Linked DNA regions of Homo sapiens: regions 1 and 2 are each linked to region 3. Evidence: chromatin loops called from intact Hi-C (ENCODE). Cell type or tissue: CD14-positive monocyte. All regions are shown on one strand. Links, peaks and the distances in the headings refer to the core of each region. The heading gives the core; the rest is flanking DNA.

Region 1 (6,139 bases), core at 727-4,726, 65 kb before region 3:
ACTTGAACCTGGGTGGCAGAGGTTGCAGCGAGCCAAGATTGCATCGCTGCACTCCAGCCTGGTGACAGAGTGAGACTCTGTAATTTAAAAAAAAAAAAAAAAAAAAGGCTGGGCGCGGTGGCTCACACCTGTAATCCCAGCACTTTGGGAAGCCGAGGTGGGCAGATCACGACGTCAGGAGTTCGAGACCATCCTGGCCAACATAGTGAAATCCCGTCTCTACTAAAAATACAAAAATTAGCCAGGCGTGGTGGTGCGTGCCTGTAGTTCCAGCTACTCAGGAGGCTGAGGCAAGAGAGGCACTTGAACCAGGGAGGCGGAAGTTGCAGTGAGCCAAGATTGCACCAAGGCACTCCAGCCTGGGCAACACAGCAAGACTCTGTCTAAAAAAAAGAAGAAGAAGAAAGAAAAGAGAGAAGAGAAAACAAAAGAAAAGAAAAGAAGAGGAAAGAAAAGAAAAAAACAAAAAGAAAGAAAAGATTAGCTGGGTATGGTGAGGTGCACCTGTGGTCCCAGCTTCTTTCGAGGCTGAGGTAGGTGGGCTGCTTGAACCCAGGAGGTTGAGGCTGCAGTGAGCTATGACTGTACCACTGCACTCCAGCCTGGGTGACAGAGCAAAATCTTGTCTCAAAAAAAAAAAAAAATTAAAACACCTAACACGTCTATAAACCAGACTACCCAGGTAACCCTGGGCAAGAGTGACGTTTCCAAGCTTCCCGCAATGGGGCCAAAGCTGAGAACCTCGGATCTAGGTCAGCAAGAGCTACTGGAGGGTGGTCAAGCAGGTTTGTGTCTGAAACCATCACTCAGAAATCAGGAATGCAGGAGGGATGGGCATCACAGTTACTGGTGTGTTTTTAGCCTGGACTCTGTAGGATTAAAATATGTCCACCAGCCTGGGCGACAGAACAAAACTCTGTATCTACAAAAAAGGTAAAAATTAATTGAGTGTGGTGGCATGTGCCCATAGTCCCAACTACACAGAAGGCTAAGGTGGGCAGGTCACCTGAGCCTGGGGGTTCGAGGCTGCAGTGAGCTGAGATCACACCACTGCACTTCAGCCTGGGCGACAGAGTGAGATCCTGTCTCAAAAAAAATGATTGCAGGCTGAGCATGGTGGCTCACGCCTGTAACCCCAGCACTTTGGGAAGCTGAGGCGAGAGGTTTGCTTGAGCCCAGGAGTTCAAGACCAGCCTGGGCAATGTAGTCAGACTCCGATTCTACAAAAAGATTTTAAAAATTAGCTGAGGGTGGCACATGCCTGTGGTCCCAGCTCCTTGGAAGGCTGAGGTGAGAGATTCACCTGCACCCAGGAGGTCAAGACTGCAGTGAGCTACAATCGTGCCACTGCACTCCGGCCTGGGCAAGTCTAAAAAAAAAAAAAAAAAGAAACAAAGAAAAAAAAAGATTGCAAGCCACTGCCCGGTGATATGTTTATGATATGATGAGTGTCTAGGGGCTTGTGGTTTAAGAGTAGAAACCGCTTCCCATAGGTGGCTGTAGCTGTCCATCTTGTCTGTCTATCGGATGCTATGTTAGTCCCAAAGGACCACAGCCTCTTGAGTAAAGACCTCAACACAGGGGGCCTCTACCTTCATTGCCACCTCGGCACGGTCTCAAAAGACAGATGTTCATATCCATCTCCTGCTTGCCCAGATCCAAATCCCTCCCTGTCCTGCTATTCTATGAGTCTGCACTAAATGCCTAACACTTCTCTCCGAGTGTTCAATTGCTGAGAACATTTTGTGCTGAATTCATCGAAGACAGCCCTGTGTTAATTCATATTTAGAACCCAACCCATTTCCCCCAGAAGAAGACAGCTAGCAACAGCAGCAGAAGAGGCCGACTGGCAATATTTGGGTTCTGGCAGTAGTTATAAAATCTCTATGCCTCCAAGTCCATTGGCCCTAAAAGACAATGCAGTGTGTTTATTCTTGTCATCATTCCAGTCCATCGTGTTCCAGTCCATCGTGCAGAAACGAAAGCTCCTTCTGGTCAGCATCCCCTCGTGGATCAATGCTTGCCAGGGTGCATTTGGACAATAATTTTGCAGGGTCAGGCAAAGCAGAAACAAACAAGAGTCAGGCTACCTGGGCAAACTCAGGTGTCGCTGATGAGTAATGCCTGCAGAACCCTCTGGCCAGTCTGCTGCCTCCTCAAGAAGGGCTGTTAGCTCAACCAGATACACTATTATCAGCTTTTAAACAGCGCTTTGGAGCAACAGCTTTACTCCCCGAAAAGATGCAGAAAATCAGACTCTTTCAGGTGATTCTCAAAAACAGGGGACCCACCCCAGCCCACGACACCATTCAAAGTTGAGAAAGCAAAGTGAATTAAAGGGGTTTGCAACCGCTTTCAGACTCATCCAGCTGCCGTCCACAATGACAAACATATATTATATCTCAGCCCAGCCCACCGGGACAGAGGGAGCGGAACAAAAGCTTTGCCCATGCGGCTTCTTTAGCAAGGCTTTCCATGTACCCTGTGGGCATTTTCTCCTCTCCTCTGTTGAATTTTCTTCTTTGCAAGGTGGGTGGCTGCAAGCTACTTTCACAGCCCACTTGAGAAACACTGGTTTGAATCTGACTCTGGGGGAGAAGAAAGGAAGTTTCTGGTTTCCTGCTAAGCGGAAACTTTAATACTATGACTAGGAGACCGTACAAGGCATGGTGGCAACCCTGAGTCATACTAAAACAAAGCCGAAAAACACACCCATGCACCATCTCCTCAAAACTCACCAAGGAACCAAGCCAAGAAAGAATACTGAACAGGAAATTCAAGAAGAGGAAGTCCTTCTGGTCTCTAGAGATGTGAAAAGATACCGTCAGTTGGACAAATGGGAGTAGAAATGCTGGTGAGCTACCATGTTTCAGCCAAGAGACTGGGAATAAATCAAAAAAGAATACACTTTAGGAGGCCGAGGCGGGCGGATCACCTGAGGTCAGGAGTTCGAAACCAGCCTGGCCAAGATGGTGAAACTCCACCTCTACTAAAAAAATACAAAAATTAGCCAGGTGTGGTGGCGGGCACCTGTAATCCCAGGTACTCAGGAGGCTGAGACAGGAGAATTGCTTGAACCTGGGAGGCAGAGGTTGCAGTGAGCCGAGATCGCACCATCGCACTCCAGCCTGGGGAAAAAGAGCGAGACTTCATCTCAAAATAAAAAGAAAAGAAAAGAAAGAATATCAGCAAATCCTCAAGCCCTGGACAGCCTGCAGCCTGCAGCTACACCAGCAACGATGAGCCCACATTCACAAGCAATCCGAACCCCACCTCCCCAACTGGGAGAACAGAGGTGAAGCACGGAAGACAGCAGAAAATCCACATGGGCCTGGGACATGGAACACAGGACTCAGAATGAACAAGCTTCAATAACCAGCCTTTCTCTGCCATTTTGTTGCTGCCCCTGAAGACTCAAAGTCCTTTGTCTTTCTCTGCCAATTCTCTAAAAATGGACTGTTCTTTGTTGAGGGTACTAGAGCAGCTAGAATCCAAGCCACTTCCTTGAAAACTACCCATTTCTAGGTATCTCTCATGTATCAATGAAAAACGCATGTTAATAAAGTTTGGTTTGTTTTTCCCTGTCTTTGGTTAGAGGAGTCACTTCCAAATAAGAATGTAGGACAGTTGATTTTTACAATGATTTTTCAGGTGGCTCACACCTGTAATCCCAGCACTTTGGGAGGCCAAGGTGGGCAGATCACTTGAGGCCAGGAGTTTGAGGCCAGCCTGTCCAACAGGGTGAAACACCGTCTCTACTAAAAATACAAAAAATAGCCAGGTGTGGTGACATGTGCCTGTATTCCCAGCTATTCAGGTGTCTGAGGCAGGAGAATTGCCTGAGCCCGGGAGACACAGGTCGCAGTGAGCCAAGATCCTGCCATTGCACTCCAGCCTGGGTGACACAGTGAGACACTGTCTCAAAAAAAAAAAAAAGACTTTTTTTTCAGTCTGGGCAACATAGCAAGACCCTGTCTCTACAAAAAAATTTAAAAGTGGCCAGGCACAGTGGTGTGTGCTTGTAGTCCCAGCTACTACAGAGGCTGAGGTGGAAGGATTGCTTGAGCCCAGGAGGTGGAGGCTGTAGTGAGCCCTGATTGCACCCCTGCACTCCAGTCTGGGCAACAGAGACCCCACCTCAAAAAAATATTTTTCAGCCTGGTCAACATAGTGAAACCCCTTCTCTACTAAACATACAAAAATTAGCCAGATATGCAGTGCATGCCTGTAGTCCCAGCTAATTGGGAGGCTGAGGCAGGAGAACTGCTTGAACCTGAGATGGAGAGATTGCCATGAGCTGAGATCGTGCCACTTCACTCCAGCCTGGACAACAGAGGAAAATTCCATCTCAAAAAAAAAAGACTTTTCCTCCTTCGCACCCCGAGAGACACACAGGTCTTATTTCTTACTGTGTCTATAAATCACAAAGGACACGTAATTCTTTTCCCCTAAAGTAACAAGAGTGCTCAGAACATTTTCAGCAGGACTGAAAACCAGCACAAGGTCCACGTGGCTACTGAGAAGTCTATTTCCCCGGGGGAAGATATCTGAGTCCGAAAACATTCCAGACAGTATCCATGAAATCCCGCCATGATTCCTAAATGCTGAATTGGGAAAAGTATTGTATGAGCTGCATTTCTTTCTAAATGACAGCATGTACCCACCATAGGACCTTCAGGAAGAAAAATGATTTCCAGACAAACAATCATTTACTTGAGTATCTCCAAAGTGTAAAGACATGTATTTGTCTTTACATGAAAACTCTGTCTCATACACAGAGAAAGGAGAAAGAGCTAAAGCAGGAAGTTTTTTTTTTTCTTTGAGACTGAGTCTCTCTCTGTTACCCAGGCCATAATGCGGTGACACGATCTCAGCTCACTGCAACCTCTGCTTCCCGGGCTGAAGTGATTTTCCTGCCTCAGCCTCCTGAGTAGCTGGGATTATAGGCGCTCACCACCACGCCCGGCTAATTTTTGTATTTTTAGTAGAGTCGGGGTTTTGCCATGTTGGCCAGGCTGGTCTCGAACTCTTGGCCTCATGTGACCCACCGGCCCTCGGCCTCTCAAAGTGCTGGGATTTACAGGCCTGAGTCACCGTGCTCGGCCTAAAGTAGGGAGTTAAATGCAAAGCAATCAACTTTTACCAGAGCCAAACGCGCTGATGGAAAATCAAGGCAAACTCGCTGGATGATAAAACCCACTTCCTCTGCCCAGAAACATTCTCCTAATAACTTCCACACACACCCACAGGGGCAGGAGACAAGAGCTCTGGAGAGAGTTAAAAAAAAAAAAAAACAACGAAGCCCACACTTGCTCTACTGGGGCGAGGGAATCCTGAAGAGGCCTGGTATTGTTCAAGAGATGTCGGTTCCGTAGATGTTTGGAGTTTTTCAAACCGCACAGGCCGCTGTGCCGTTGCCCCGGGGGGTGGGGCAAATCAGCCTTTGCCAGAGAGCAGGGATGCATCGGATGTGTGCGACTCTACTGTCGGGACGGCAGGCTCCTAACTGCAGGGGCAGCCCTGAATCAGCGCATACATGCAACTCCCAAGCCCTCCTCAGGGTTTTCCACCCTCAACACCACTGGCATTTGGGACCAGATGAATTCTTTGTGCTGGAGGCCGTCCTGGCCCTTGAAAGATTCTGAGCAGCTTCCCTAAGCTGCCCCACCCATTGCAGGATGGTGGGATGTCCCACCCCAGGGTGGCAACCAAAAATGTCTGCAACCATCACAAAGTGTCTCCTCGGGGCCAACGTCGCCCTGTGGGGACATCCTGCTCTCTACAAAGCTGAAGCCTCCTCTTTTCCTCTATACACCTCCCTCTGTCCATCCATCCCTCACCACATCCCACCTGTACCCCTGAGAATTTATGAAGGAACCAAGGAACACAGGGTCCCCAACACTCTGAGATCAGGCCAGAGCTATCAGCACCAGTCTGAGAACCTACTTCAGGCTCAACGGGGTTTTGCAGCCTGATGCACGTTGCTATAAGAAAGTGTGTTCTGAGCATCACCAACTCAAAAGTCAACTTTCCCGATGAAACGTGTATTAATATTATTGGGACAGGCTGTTTCTGTCTCCATCTCTAGCAGGGTCAGACTGCAAAGAAGGGGTGAGAAGCGTCCCTCAAGGAGATCCAT
Region 2 (6,139 bases), core at 773-4,772, 76 kb before region 3:
TGCTGGGAATACCCTGAAGGTTTAGAAGTCATCTCTGGGGCCGGGTGCGGTGGCTCACACCTGTAATCTCAGCACTTTGGGAGGCCAAGGTGAGAGGATCACGAGGTCAGGAGTTCGAGACCAGCCCAACCAACATGGTGAAACCCCGTCTCTACTATAAATACAAAAAAATTGGCCAGGCGTGGTGATATGCGCATGTAATCCCAGCTACTCAGGAGGCTGAGGCAGGAAAATCGCTTGAATCCGGGAAGTAGAGGTTGCAGTGAGCAGAGATCATGCCACTGCACTCCAGCCTGGGTGACAGAGGGAGACTCCATCTCAAAAAAAAAAAAAAAAAAAAAGTCATCTCTACATATCTTCATATGTAGATACATTAGTAGAGGGACTGCTAGATCAATTCGTAACTGTTTCAATTTCCTCAAAACTCTCTTCCCCGGAAATGACAGTGCTTCCTTGAAGGCTTACCTTTGTTAGTGCCTCAGCGGTAGACGTGACTTCTAAACCCTATGGGCATTCCCAGCAAGTCAGGGCAAGTCCCCACCCCCTCCACCCCAACAAAGAGATTCCAAGAGTCCATAATGTATTCTTTAGCAAGAAAGACATTCTCTTTAGAAAGGTAGGAAGACTTAATAATAAGCAGACAGAACTGTCAGAATGTTAAAGAAAAAAAAGCAGCAGCAATGACAAAAAAAAACCCCACACGTGAAAGTAAAGTACAGATATTATTTTAAGTGTAACCCTTCTTATTTCTGTAATTTCACCCTCATAAACAGAAGATGATCATAGACACCGTCACTAAAGAAACAAAACAAAGCAACATAGGACAATCCCCTTAAAGTGACTCATCCTTCCCAAGCTTCAGGAAATACTCAGAAACGGCAGTCAAGGGCGTACGAGACTCGGAAGGTTTCTAAGACCAGAGTCTTGTCTTCTCCCACTCCTCGCTCACAGCAGAACCCAGGAAACTCCAGTGTCAGGAGGTGGCCTCCATTCCCCAGGACACCCCACGGCCGGAACACAGTGGTAAAACTAGAACTCTCCTCCCAGGTTCCACCCCACACCCTGCACTCCCATGCCCAGCTGCCTGACACAGAACACGCAATCCTAGCATGAGGACTGCTATATATTTCCACAGAAAGGGCATGTCAGCTGCAAAATCGCAGGGCACAGGGAAAACACAGTATGATCTCGATGCTTCCCTCACATGGGAAATGTCACATGTGGTACACATTTTTTTTTTCAAAGACCCTCCTGGCTTGCTGGGTTTTTGCATCTGTCCCTGGGCCTCAGGGGGGCCATTTGCCCACCCAGGTGTCCCCAAGCTTCCCCCAACCACCTTCGGGTTTAGGTCCATGCTTCTTGCTGGGCACCTCTGCATTCAACAGCTCTTCATGTGCTCTTTGCAACCAAGCCACATTTTGGATTTTTTCCAATGCAGGGCCTGGGTATACGTGTGCATGTCTATGTACATGCATGTGCGTGTCTATGTACATGCATGTGTGTGTCTATGTTCATGCATGTGCGCGTGTGGATGTGCTCATGTGTACATGTGTATTTCATATACGCGTGCTCATGCATTCATGTGGTTTCTGTGTGTGCACGTGTGTGCTCCTGCACGTATGTGTGGGTGTATGGTGTGGGCACACATGTGCATGCATATATGTATTGCACTGCATGTGTGTGCACACGTGTTTTCATGTGCATTGTGAGTGTGCTGAATGCACACCTGTTTGCATGTGTATATGTGCACAAGTGCACTGCATGAATATATATGTGCATTTGTTCATGTGTCTGCGTGTTTGCCTGTGTGCTTGTGTGCATATGTGTGAGGGTGCTATCTGAGCACACACCTGTGTGCATGCATATATGGGTGTGCATGTGCACTGCAGGAGTATGTGCATGTGCTTGTGTGTTTTCATGTGTGCTCACGTGCACATGTGACTTGCTGTGTGGGTGCACACGTGTGCATGCATGCATATATGCATGGCATGAGTGTGCATGCATGTATGTGCCTGTGTATGTGTGCATGCACATGTGTGTCTGTCTGGTGTGTGTCCATGGCCTGCCACCTCCCCAGCCTAGCTTGCCCCTCCCATCCTCCTCCATCACCCTCAGAGTCCACCAGCCTTTTCCTCCACATGACTTCCCTGGTCATAGCCACTGAGCTGGGACCAGGTGTCACTTAGAAGCTTCCTCCTTTTCTTGCTCCACCTGCCCTCAGAGGCCACAGTGACGATGCTCTGGCTCACTTCATGTTCCTTCCACTGACCCCAATGCCCCCATGGACCCCACACAAACCCAGTTACAGGGGAGGGCACAGGCCCTCCCGCCACCAGTGTCACCCCCAGGCAAGCCTGGATTGCCAACTTCCCCTCTGCTTCAGGACTACGGCTGACGTCACCACTGAGTGTCCAAACCCACTGCTCCCCGGACCCCAAGCTCAGCCGACGGAGGTCCAAGACAACAAGTCTGAGAGTGGGTGGCAAAGGACACAGTATGCCCCTCACGCCCTTCTCCCCTTCTCCCACCCTCTGCCCTTAGCCCTAGTCCTTGGAGAACTCGCCTCAGCCCCGCACTTGGAGCTTGTCTTCCATTCTTATCTCTGTGCTGTTTCTACAGTTTTTAATTGAAACAATTTCAATGTCACTCCAGGATGCCTGAAGGACAAGGACACCAGAGGAGAGACAACCCCAAGCATTCTATCATCGACCTTGGGCCCTCGACCTCAGCTTCCATCGCTCAAGGCTCTGTCAGTCTGTCCCCTGCCTCCAAGGTCTCCTTTCTCCCAGATACAGAGTCCCACCCTCACCATTTTCTCCTCGGGTGACTAACACTTAAGACAGCTCCCCAAACACCACCCCACAGAGAGTAGGGAGGAAAGGGAGGTGACCCGCTCTCGATTTCATATAGACGTGGGCACCCTGAATCACCCATAATCAGACGTTCACTCCCTGGTGGAATCTGGTACTGCAGACACCTCTGAGGCTAATCTTCCAGGTGTGTGAGGGACACAGTTCCCTATGTATGTGAAGGGATGCAGTTCCCCAGGTGTGTGTGAGGGAGGCAGTCCCCCAGGTGTGTGTGAGGAAGGCAGTCCCCCAGGTGTATATAAATGGATGCAAATGCACGTGCTATTGGCTTGAAGCCTCATGGGGAAGCAAACCCAATCAATGATCATCAGTCAGTAAAGGAATCTCTGTAAATGAAGCTATCGTCTCCTAACTCAGTCCACTGCTCTCTTTATTGCCTAGGATTCATCTCCCAATTCATCACATTCCCTGAGCTTTCAGGTGGTAGGCAGGAAATTGCGGGCTCACAGCAGACACCCCCACTTGCCTTTTTGCTCCTGAAAACGACCTCCGGGGCTACAAATGTGAAGAAAACACCAACAAAACCCACCCAGCAAGAGCTGCAACCATGCCCTCAGAGAAGGAGCCTGGTGGAGAACTCAGGTGCCTGTGTTGCACGTTTACGGCATTCAGCCTCTCTGCAAATTTGCAAAGAGACCAGACCCTCAGCAGAACCCCCAACTGCCACTGCTGTTTCCACCCGGCCCTCTCAAAGCTCCAGATGTTTCCGGGACAGGGTAATGGCTCATCAGGGCAAGGCGGAACGGACGACAGATGGCATGAGTCAGTCTGACAAGACACTTTCTACTGATTCAAACCATGTTTACTTTTTCTCATCAGCCAGGCAACTCAAAAAACAGGACGAACCCAGAGTGAAGTCCCCGAGGCCACATGGGGTGTGTGAGTTCCTCTGCAACGTGACTAAGGCTTGCACTAATGCAGGAATGCACTCAACCGGGGCAAACGCAGGAGGAGAGCCAGTACCTGGGTTCTCTTTTTGCTGTTTTTTTCTTTTCTTTTCTTTTCTTTTGAGGCAGAGTTTTGCTCTGTTGCCCAGGCTAGAGTACAGTAGCATGATCTCAACTCACTGCAACCTCCACCTCCTGGGTTCAAGTGATTCTCCTTCCTCAGCTTCCCCAGTAGCTGGGACTATGGGCATGTGCCACCACATCCAGCTAATTCTTGTGTTTTTAGTAGAGATGGAGTTTCGCCATGTTGGCCAGGCTGGTCTCAAACTCCGGGCATCAAGTGATCTGCCTGCCTTGGCCTCCCAAAGTGCAGGGATTACAGATGTGAGCCGCCGCGCCCGAACACTTGGGTTATCTTAAACCCCATCATCACATCATTCAGGTGTTTCACATAAAATTAAAAATGAGCCAGGCGTGGTGGTGCACGCCCGTAGTCCCAGTTACTTGGGAGGCTGAGGCAGGAGAATCGCTTGAACCCGGGAGGTGGAGGTTGCAGTGAGCCGAGATCGCACCACTGCACTCCAGCCTGGGCGACAGAGTGAGACTCTGTCTCGAAATAAATTAATTAATTAATTAAAAAAAATTAGGCAGTTCCAAGATTCCTGTAACTTTCAGATTTTCATAAGAATAACACAATCATTACATAGTAACAGCAGCAGCCAGGGACATCATTTAAGCAGTGCTCTGTGTGTGCCTGCAGCTTTCTCAATAATGCCGTTCATCTCCATTAAGGGTGGGAGGATGAAGACCCGCCACTGGCCTGGGTGTCCCTGCTGAAAAATGTCCAATTCACTCAGCCCCAGCATCACCCCAGGGTGTTCACACCTGCTGCTGGCCACTCCAGTACTCATCTGCTCCTGCTGGTTTTCCACACCCTTTTCCAAAGCCCACTAAACACGAAACTTTCAGGACATTGTAGAAAAGGAGGAGGAGGTGGTGCAGAGGGCACGTGTGTGCTCTTTACTTGCTGCTGAGTCCTCTGATGCCAAGCAAAGGCAAAGCGTTTTTTGTTTTTTGTTTTTTCCTTTTTTTGAGACAGAGTGTCTCTGTGTCACCCAGGCTGGAGTGCGGTGGCCCGATTTTGGCTCACTGCAAGCTATGCCTCCCGGGTTCACACCATTCTGCTGCCTCAGCCTCCCGAGTAGCTGGGACTACAGGTGCCCACCACCACGCCCGGCTGATTTTTTTGTATTTTTAGTAGAGACTGGGTTTCACCGTGGTAGCCAGGATGGTCTCGATCTCCTGAACTCGTGATCCGCCCGCCTCGGCCTCCCAAAGTGCTGGGATGACAGGCGTGAGCCACCGCGCCCGGCTCTTTTTTTTTTTTTCTTTTTAACGTTTTGGAGGTCGAGTGGAACCAGTCACATGGTCTGACCCTAAAAACTTTCATTCCAGGTTTGGGGGGCCTCGGGAAGGGTCCCCAGCCTAGAGATAATTGTAGCTCAGAATGCTGCAAGAGAAAATGCCTCCACATTGGAGCAAGCACCGGAAGTCCTCCTGTGTGGGAATAGCAGGAGGCAGCTGATACATTTCATTTTACTATTTTATTCAAATGGTCAAAACACCCTTACTTTTCTGTTGCTATAAAACCGAATCGCTCTGGAAGTATTGTCCTCTTTTTCAAGATGTGTCATTTAACACCGGGCAGACGATCGGTCACAGGGCACAAAGCGTCCATGAGACAGGACAAATAACTTCAGGAAAGCTCAGAGACACCATGGCGACTGCAATTAGTAACAATGGCTTGAATATTTGAAAACGACTAAAGGAGCCCATTCTGAATAAGTGTTCTCACCACACACAAAAAAGTGCTGCAAAGTCTGTGAGGTCATGCATATTTAAATCCATCTCACCATGGATACATACATCAAGACACCATGTGCAACCGCATAAACACATACAATGTGTATTTGTCAATTAAAAGAAATAAACACATCATTTAAAAAAATCTGGCGCTGAGATCTTACCAAACATATTGTAAAATTACAGAAAAGAGCTTAATAGTGTCATAAATAGTTTCAGGAATACACCAGAGTGTCATAGTCTCAGAAATACTCCAGTGCTGGGTCCAGCTTCCCGTCAGTAACAGGATGTGTGCCAGTGACTGCATATCTGAGTACAGAAAACACAATGTGCCAGATCACAGACAAGTGCAAGGAACTCCGAGTTCACCAAACATCCTACACTTTAGATTTAACCGCTGAGTCCAGCGCAATCTGTTCACCCCATGGAAAGCTATGAACGCAGTGGGTGATAGTGGCCGCCGGGCCCTGGAAACACTCTCTGCTAGCAAACTATGGAAAGGGAAGGGCTTCATGTCTG
Region 3 (6,139 bases), core at 774-4,773:
CCACGCCCAGTTAATTTTTTGTATTTTTACTAGAGACGGGGTTTCACCATGTTGGCCAGGATGGTCTTGATCTCCTGACCTCAGGTGATCCACCTGCCTCAGTCTCCCAAAGTGCTGAGATTACAGACGTGAGCCACCACTCCCAGCTGGTCACATTTATTTTTTAGCCAGTTTCTGTGCACCAAATAAGGGACAGCCTTCTGGAAGCATTTTAAAAGGGAGGCAGTAAAAAGCTATATGAAGTTCATTCCAAGACATATCTCCCAGATTTCTCAAAGAACTAAAAAGAGAACTACCATTTAGTTCAGCAATCCCATTCCTGGATACATACATAATGGAAAATAAATTATCCTACCAAAAAGACTCCTGCACAAGCATGTTGATCACAGTACTATTCCCCATAGCAAAGACATGGAATCAACCTAAATGCCCATCAAGGGTGAACTGGATAAAGAAAATGTGGTCCATAGACGCTGTGGGATACTACACAGCCACAGAAAAGAACAAAACCACGTCCTTTACAGTAACGTGGATGGAGCTGGAGGTTCTTATTGTAATCAAACTAATCCAGAAACAGAAAACCAAATATTGCACATTCTCATTTATAAGTGGATCTACATATTGGGTACTCATGGACACAAAGAGAGGAACAGACACTGGGGGCTCCTAGAGGGTGGAGGGAGGGATAGGGTAAGAACTGAAGAACTACCTATTGGGTGCCATGCTCACTACCCGGGTGATGGGATCGGTCATACCCCAAACCTCAGCATCACACAGTCCACCCAGGTAACAAGCCTGCATATGTTCAACAAGTCAGCAAAATAAATCATGATGAAAATAATGAAATGTTCTTAGTTTTATTTCAACCACAAATTAGAAATCAGACATTTTTCAACTATCTGCCTTGGACCTGATTCTAGGGAAAATATCCTAGGTCTGTGTTTTATAAAGATATGTGTAAATATATGTGTGTGTGTATGTATATGTGAGTGTGTATATATATATATATTACATATATGTACATAATGTGGGTATGCTTGCATATGTATATATATATGCTTGTATATGTGTATATACCTATACATATGTCTGTACATATACATATGTATACCTATACATATGTCTGTACATATACATATGTATACCTATACATACCTATACATACATGTAGAGGTATACACACATATGTATGTATATATACATATACGAGCATACACACATAAATAATCAACAGTATCTTAGTCTTCACATTGAATTTATTGTTCTGCAAATAGAATAACTGTCGATATTTTAAAATAGGACATGCATTTGCTATTATATTTCATCCATATTTTTTTAACCCCTTCTGTGTTTCAGGCAGTGTCCTAGATAGATCTGGGGATTTTGGAGTTGAACAAAACACAGTTCCTTCTTGAAACTGACATTTAGAGACCCATATCTGAGAGATAAACAAATAAAGTCAAGCATTAATAAGGCTATGAATAAATACATCAAAATGCTGAGTAAGAAATATTTATTTAAGTATTACTCATCTACTTGACAGAGAAGAAGAAAGAACATGAAAACTTGAAAGCCAACCTATCTGGTCATCAGGGAAATGCAAATCAAAACCACAATGAGATAGCCCATCATACACACTAGGATGGCTCTAATGACAAATATGGACAGTGACAAGTGTTGGCTCAGATGTGCAGAAACTGGAGCACTCTTATATTGTTTGTGGGATGGTGCAATGGTGCGGTTGCTTTGAAAAGCAGCCTGGCGGATCCTTCAATGGTTAAACATAGAGTTATCATATGACCCAGCCATTCCCCTCCTGGGTATTTACCCAAAAAATTGAAGACAGTTACTCAGACAAGTATGTACATAGAAGTCTTAACCGTATGCTAAGTGCTAAGCATTATTCATGGTAGTTACACAGTGGAAATAACCCAATGCCCAACAACAAGTGTATGGATAAACAAAATGTGGTCTACCCATACAATGGAATGTCATTCTGCCATCAAAAGGAATGAAATTCTGATGCATGGTACAAAATCGATGGACCTCGAAAATATTATGCTGAGTGAAAGAAGCCAGGCACAAAACCACATGGGAGGCCGTTTGAAATGCCCCTGATAGGCAAATCCATGGGATAGGAAGTAGATTTCTGAGTGGCTGCATAGGGCTGGAGCAGATGGCAGGATGGGGGTGATGACCCAGGGAGTGTTGCAACTATCCTTATGAACCAGGAAGTGCTACAATTATCCAGATGAACCAGGAAGTGTGGCAATGTCCCTACGAACCAGGAAGTGCTACAATTATCCCTATGAACTAGACGGTTCCAAATGTCGTTATGAACCAGGAAATACTACAATTTTCCATATGAACCAAAAAGTGTTGCAGTGTCACTATGAACCAGGAAGTGTCACAATGTCCCTCAAACTAAGAAGTGCTACAATTATCCCTATGAACCAGGAAGTATTGCAATGTCCCTGCAAACCAGGAAGTGCTACAATTATCCATATGAACCAGGAAGTGTCACAATGTCCCTATGAACCAGGAAGTGCTACAATTATCTGTATGAACCTGGAAATGTTACAATGTCCCTATGAACCAGGAAGTGCTACAATTATCCGTATGAACCAGAAAGTGTTACAATGTCCCTGCAAATTAGGAAGTTCTACAATTATCGGAATGAAAGAGGAAGTGTTACAATGTCCCTGTGAACCAGGAAGTGCTATTATCCATATGAACCAGGAAGTGCTACAATTATCTGGATGAACCAGCAAGTGTGGCAATGTCCCTATGAACCAGGAAGTGCTATTATCCATATCAATCAGGAAGTGTGGCAATGTCACTATGAACCAGAAAGTGTCACAATTTCCCTATAAACCGGGAAGTGCTACAATAATCCAGATGAACCAGGAAGTGTCACAATGATCCTAAAAACTAAGAAGTGCTACAATTATCCATATGAACCTGGAAATGTTACAATGTCCCTATGAACCAGGAAGTGTTACAATGTCCCTATGAACCAGGAAGTGCTACAATTCTCCATATGAACCAGAAAGTGTTACAATGTCCCTGCAAACTAGGAAGTTCTACAATTATTTGAATGAACCAGGAAGTGTGTAATGTCCCTGTGAACCAGGAAGTGCTACAATTATCCATATGAACCAGAAAGTGTGGCAATATCCCTATGAACCAGGAAGTGCTACAATTATCTGGATGAACCAGGAAGTGTGGCAATGTCCCTATGAACCAGGAAGTGCTACTATTATCCACACGGACCGGGAAGTGTGGCAATGTCACTATGAACCAGAAAGTGTCAAAATTTCCCTATGAACCAGGAAGTGCTACAATTATCCATATGAACCAGAAAGTGTTACAATGTCCCTGCAAACTAGGAAGTTCTACAATTATCTGAATGAACCAGGAAGTGTTGTAATGTACCTGTGAACCAGGAAGTGCTACTATTATCCATATGAACCAGGAAGTGCTACAATTATCGATATGAACCAGAAAGCGTGGCAATATCCCTATGAACCAGGAAGTGCTACAATTATCTGGATGAACCAGGAAGTGTGGCAATGTCCCTATGAACCAGGAAGTGCTACTATTATCCACATGGACCGGGAAGTGTGGCAATGTCACTATGAACCAGAAAGTGTCACAATTTCCCTATGAACCAGGAAGTGCTACAATTCTCCACATGAACCAGAAAGTGTTACAATGTCCCTGCAAATTAGGAAGTTCTACAATTATCTGAATGAACCAGGAAGTGTTGTAATGTCCCTGTGAACCAGGAAGTGCTATTTTCCATATGAACCAGGAAGTGCTACAATTATCCATATGACCCAGAAAGTGTGGCAATATCCCTATGAACCAGGAAGTGCTACAATTATCTGGATGAACCAGGAAGTGTGGCAATGTCCCTATGAACCAGGAAGTGCTATTATCCACACGGACCAGGAAGTGTGGCAATGTCACTATGAACCAGAAAGTGTCACAATTTCCCTATGAACCAGGAAGTGCTACAATTATCCATATGAACCAGAAAGTGTTACAATGTCCCTGCAAACTAGGAAGTTCTACAATTATCTGAATGAACCAGGAAGTGTTGTAATGTACCTGTGAACCAGGAAGTGCTACTATTATCCTTATGAACCAGGAAGTGTGGCACTATCCCTATGAACCAGGAAGTGCTACAATTATCTGGATGAACCAGGAAGTGTGGCAATGTCCCTATGAACCAGGAAGTGCTACTATTATCCACATGGACCAGGAAGTGTGGCAATGTCACTATGAACCAGGAAGTGTGGCAATATCACTATGAACCAGAAAGTGTCACAATTTACCGATGAACCAGGAAGTGCTACAATTATCTGGATGAACCAGGAAGTGTGGCAATGTCCCTACGAACCAGGAAGTGCTATTATCCACACGGACCGGGAAGTGTGGCAATGTCACTATAAACCAGAAAGTGTCACAATTTCCCTATGAACCAGGAAGTGCTACAATTATCCATATGAACCAGAAAGTGTTACAATGTCCCTGCAAACTAGGAAGTTTTACAATTATCTGAATGAACCAGGAAGTGTTGTAATGTACCTGTGAACCAGGAAGTGCTACTATTATCCATATGAACCAGGAAGTGCTACAATTATCCATATGAACCAGAAAGTGTGGCAATATCCCTATGAACCAGGAAGTGCTACAATTATCTGGATGAACCAGGAAGTGTGGTAAGGTCCCTACGAACCAGGAAGTGCTACTATTATCCACATGGACCAGGAAGTGTGGCAATGTCACTATGAACCAGAAAGTGTCACAATTTCCCTATGAACCAGGAAGTGCTACAATTATCCAGATGAACCAGGAAGTGTGGCAATGTCCCTATGAACCAGGAAGTGCTACAATTATCCCTATGAACCAGACGGTTCCAAATGTCTTTATGAACCAGGAAGTTCTACAATTATCCATATGAACCAGAAAGTGTGGCAGTGTCACTATGAACCAGGAAGTGTCACAATGATCCTAAAAACTAAGAAGTGCTACAATTATCCATATGAACCAGGAAGTATTGCAATGTCCCTGCAAACCAGGAAGTGCTACAATTATCCGTATGAACCAGGAAGTGCTACAATTATCCGTATGTATGAACCCGGAAATGTTACTATGTCCCTATGAACCAGGAAGTGCTATTATCCATATGAACCAGAAAGTGTTACAATGTCCCTGCAAACCAGGAAGTTATACAATTATCAGAATGAACCAGGAAGTGTTGCAATGTCTCTGTGAAACAGGAAGTGTTGCAATGTCCATGTGAACCAGGAATTGCTACTATTATCTATATGAACCAGGAAGTACTAGAGTTATTCGTATGAACCAGAAAGTATTACAATGTCCCTATGAAACAGGAAGTGCTACAATTATCCCTATGAACCAGGAAGTGTTGCAATGTCCCTGGGAATCAGGAAGTGCTAACAATTATGTGTATGAACCAAAAAGCGTTGCAATGTCCCTGTGAACCAGGAAATGCTACAATTACCCATAAGAACCAGGAAGTGTCACAATGTCCCTGTGAACCAGGAAGTGCTACTATTATCCATTTGAACCAGGAAATGTAACAATGTGAGCCAGAAAGTTTTACAATGTCCCTATGAATCAGAAAGCATTACAATCTCCAGATAAACCAGGAAGTGTTATAATGTCCCTCTAAACTAGAAAGTGCTGCAACCTTCCAATGACCCAGGAAGTTCATTTATCATGTCTAGGAAGCAGGAAGTGCTACAACCTCCCCAGTGACCCAGGAAGTTCTCTTACCATCCCCAGGAAACAGGAAGTGCTACAAACTTCGCTAGTGACCCAGGAAGTTTATTTAACATCTCCAGGAAGTTCATTGACCATCTCTAGGAAGCAGGAAGTGCTACAACCTCCCCAGTGACCCAGGATGTTCACTGACCATCTCTAGGAAAGCAGGAAGTGCTACAACCTCCTCAGTGACCCAGGACGTTTATTTACCATCTCCAGGAAGCAGGAAGTACTACAACCTTCCCAGTGACTCAGGAAGTTCATTGACCATCTCTGGGCAGCAGGAAGTGCTACAACCTCCCATGTGACACAGAAAGTTTATTTACCATCTCCAGGAAGCAGG

What was found. Hi-C counts contacts between places; a loop is a spot of excess contacts. Peaks named below come from ENCODE experiments on the same cell type or tissue, not always from the same donor. Only the 100,000 strongest peaks of a DNase experiment are listed, where the experiment ranks them.
Region 1: it touches region 3 in a loop (3-fold over the local background); 15 of 110 quality-filtered maps call a loop at or near these places.
Region 2: it touches region 3 in a loop (4-fold over the local background); 16 of 110 quality-filtered maps call a loop at or near these places.

What each region holds. Positions count from the first base shown.
Region 1 is chrX:2,693,435-2,699,573 of GRCh38, reverse strand. All of the region lies in intron 1 of CD99 (CD99 molecule (Xg blood group)), which reads right to left. Among named protein-coding and RNA genes, the nearest start is that of CD99, 5.2 kb to the right of the region's middle. In CD14-positive monocyte, for the core only: no CTCF peak of the experiment used is centred there; a DNase peak (open chromatin) is centred at 2,703; H3K4me3 peaks cover 1,689 bases; H3K27ac peaks cover 1,988 bases.
Region 2 is chrX:2,705,070-2,711,208 of GRCh38, reverse strand. The region is part of intron 1 of CD99 (CD99 molecule (Xg blood group)); the gene reads right to left. Among named protein-coding and RNA genes, the nearest start is that of CD99, 17 kb to the right of the region's middle. In CD14-positive monocyte, for the core only: a CTCF peak has its summit at 3,017; DNase peaks (open chromatin) are centred at 868, 2,398, 2,888 and 3,668; H3K4me3 peaks cover 2,529 bases; H3K27ac peaks cover 3,544 bases.
Region 3 is chrX:2,628,785-2,634,923 of GRCh38, reverse strand. It overlaps the pseudogene CD99P1. Among named protein-coding and RNA genes, the nearest start is that of LINC00102, 17 kb to the right of the region's middle. In CD14-positive monocyte, for the core only: no CTCF peak of the experiment used is centred there; DNase peaks (open chromatin) are centred at 2,773, 3,253, 3,763, 4,393 and 1 weaker place; H3K4me3 peaks cover 384 bases; H3K27ac peaks cover 2,783 bases.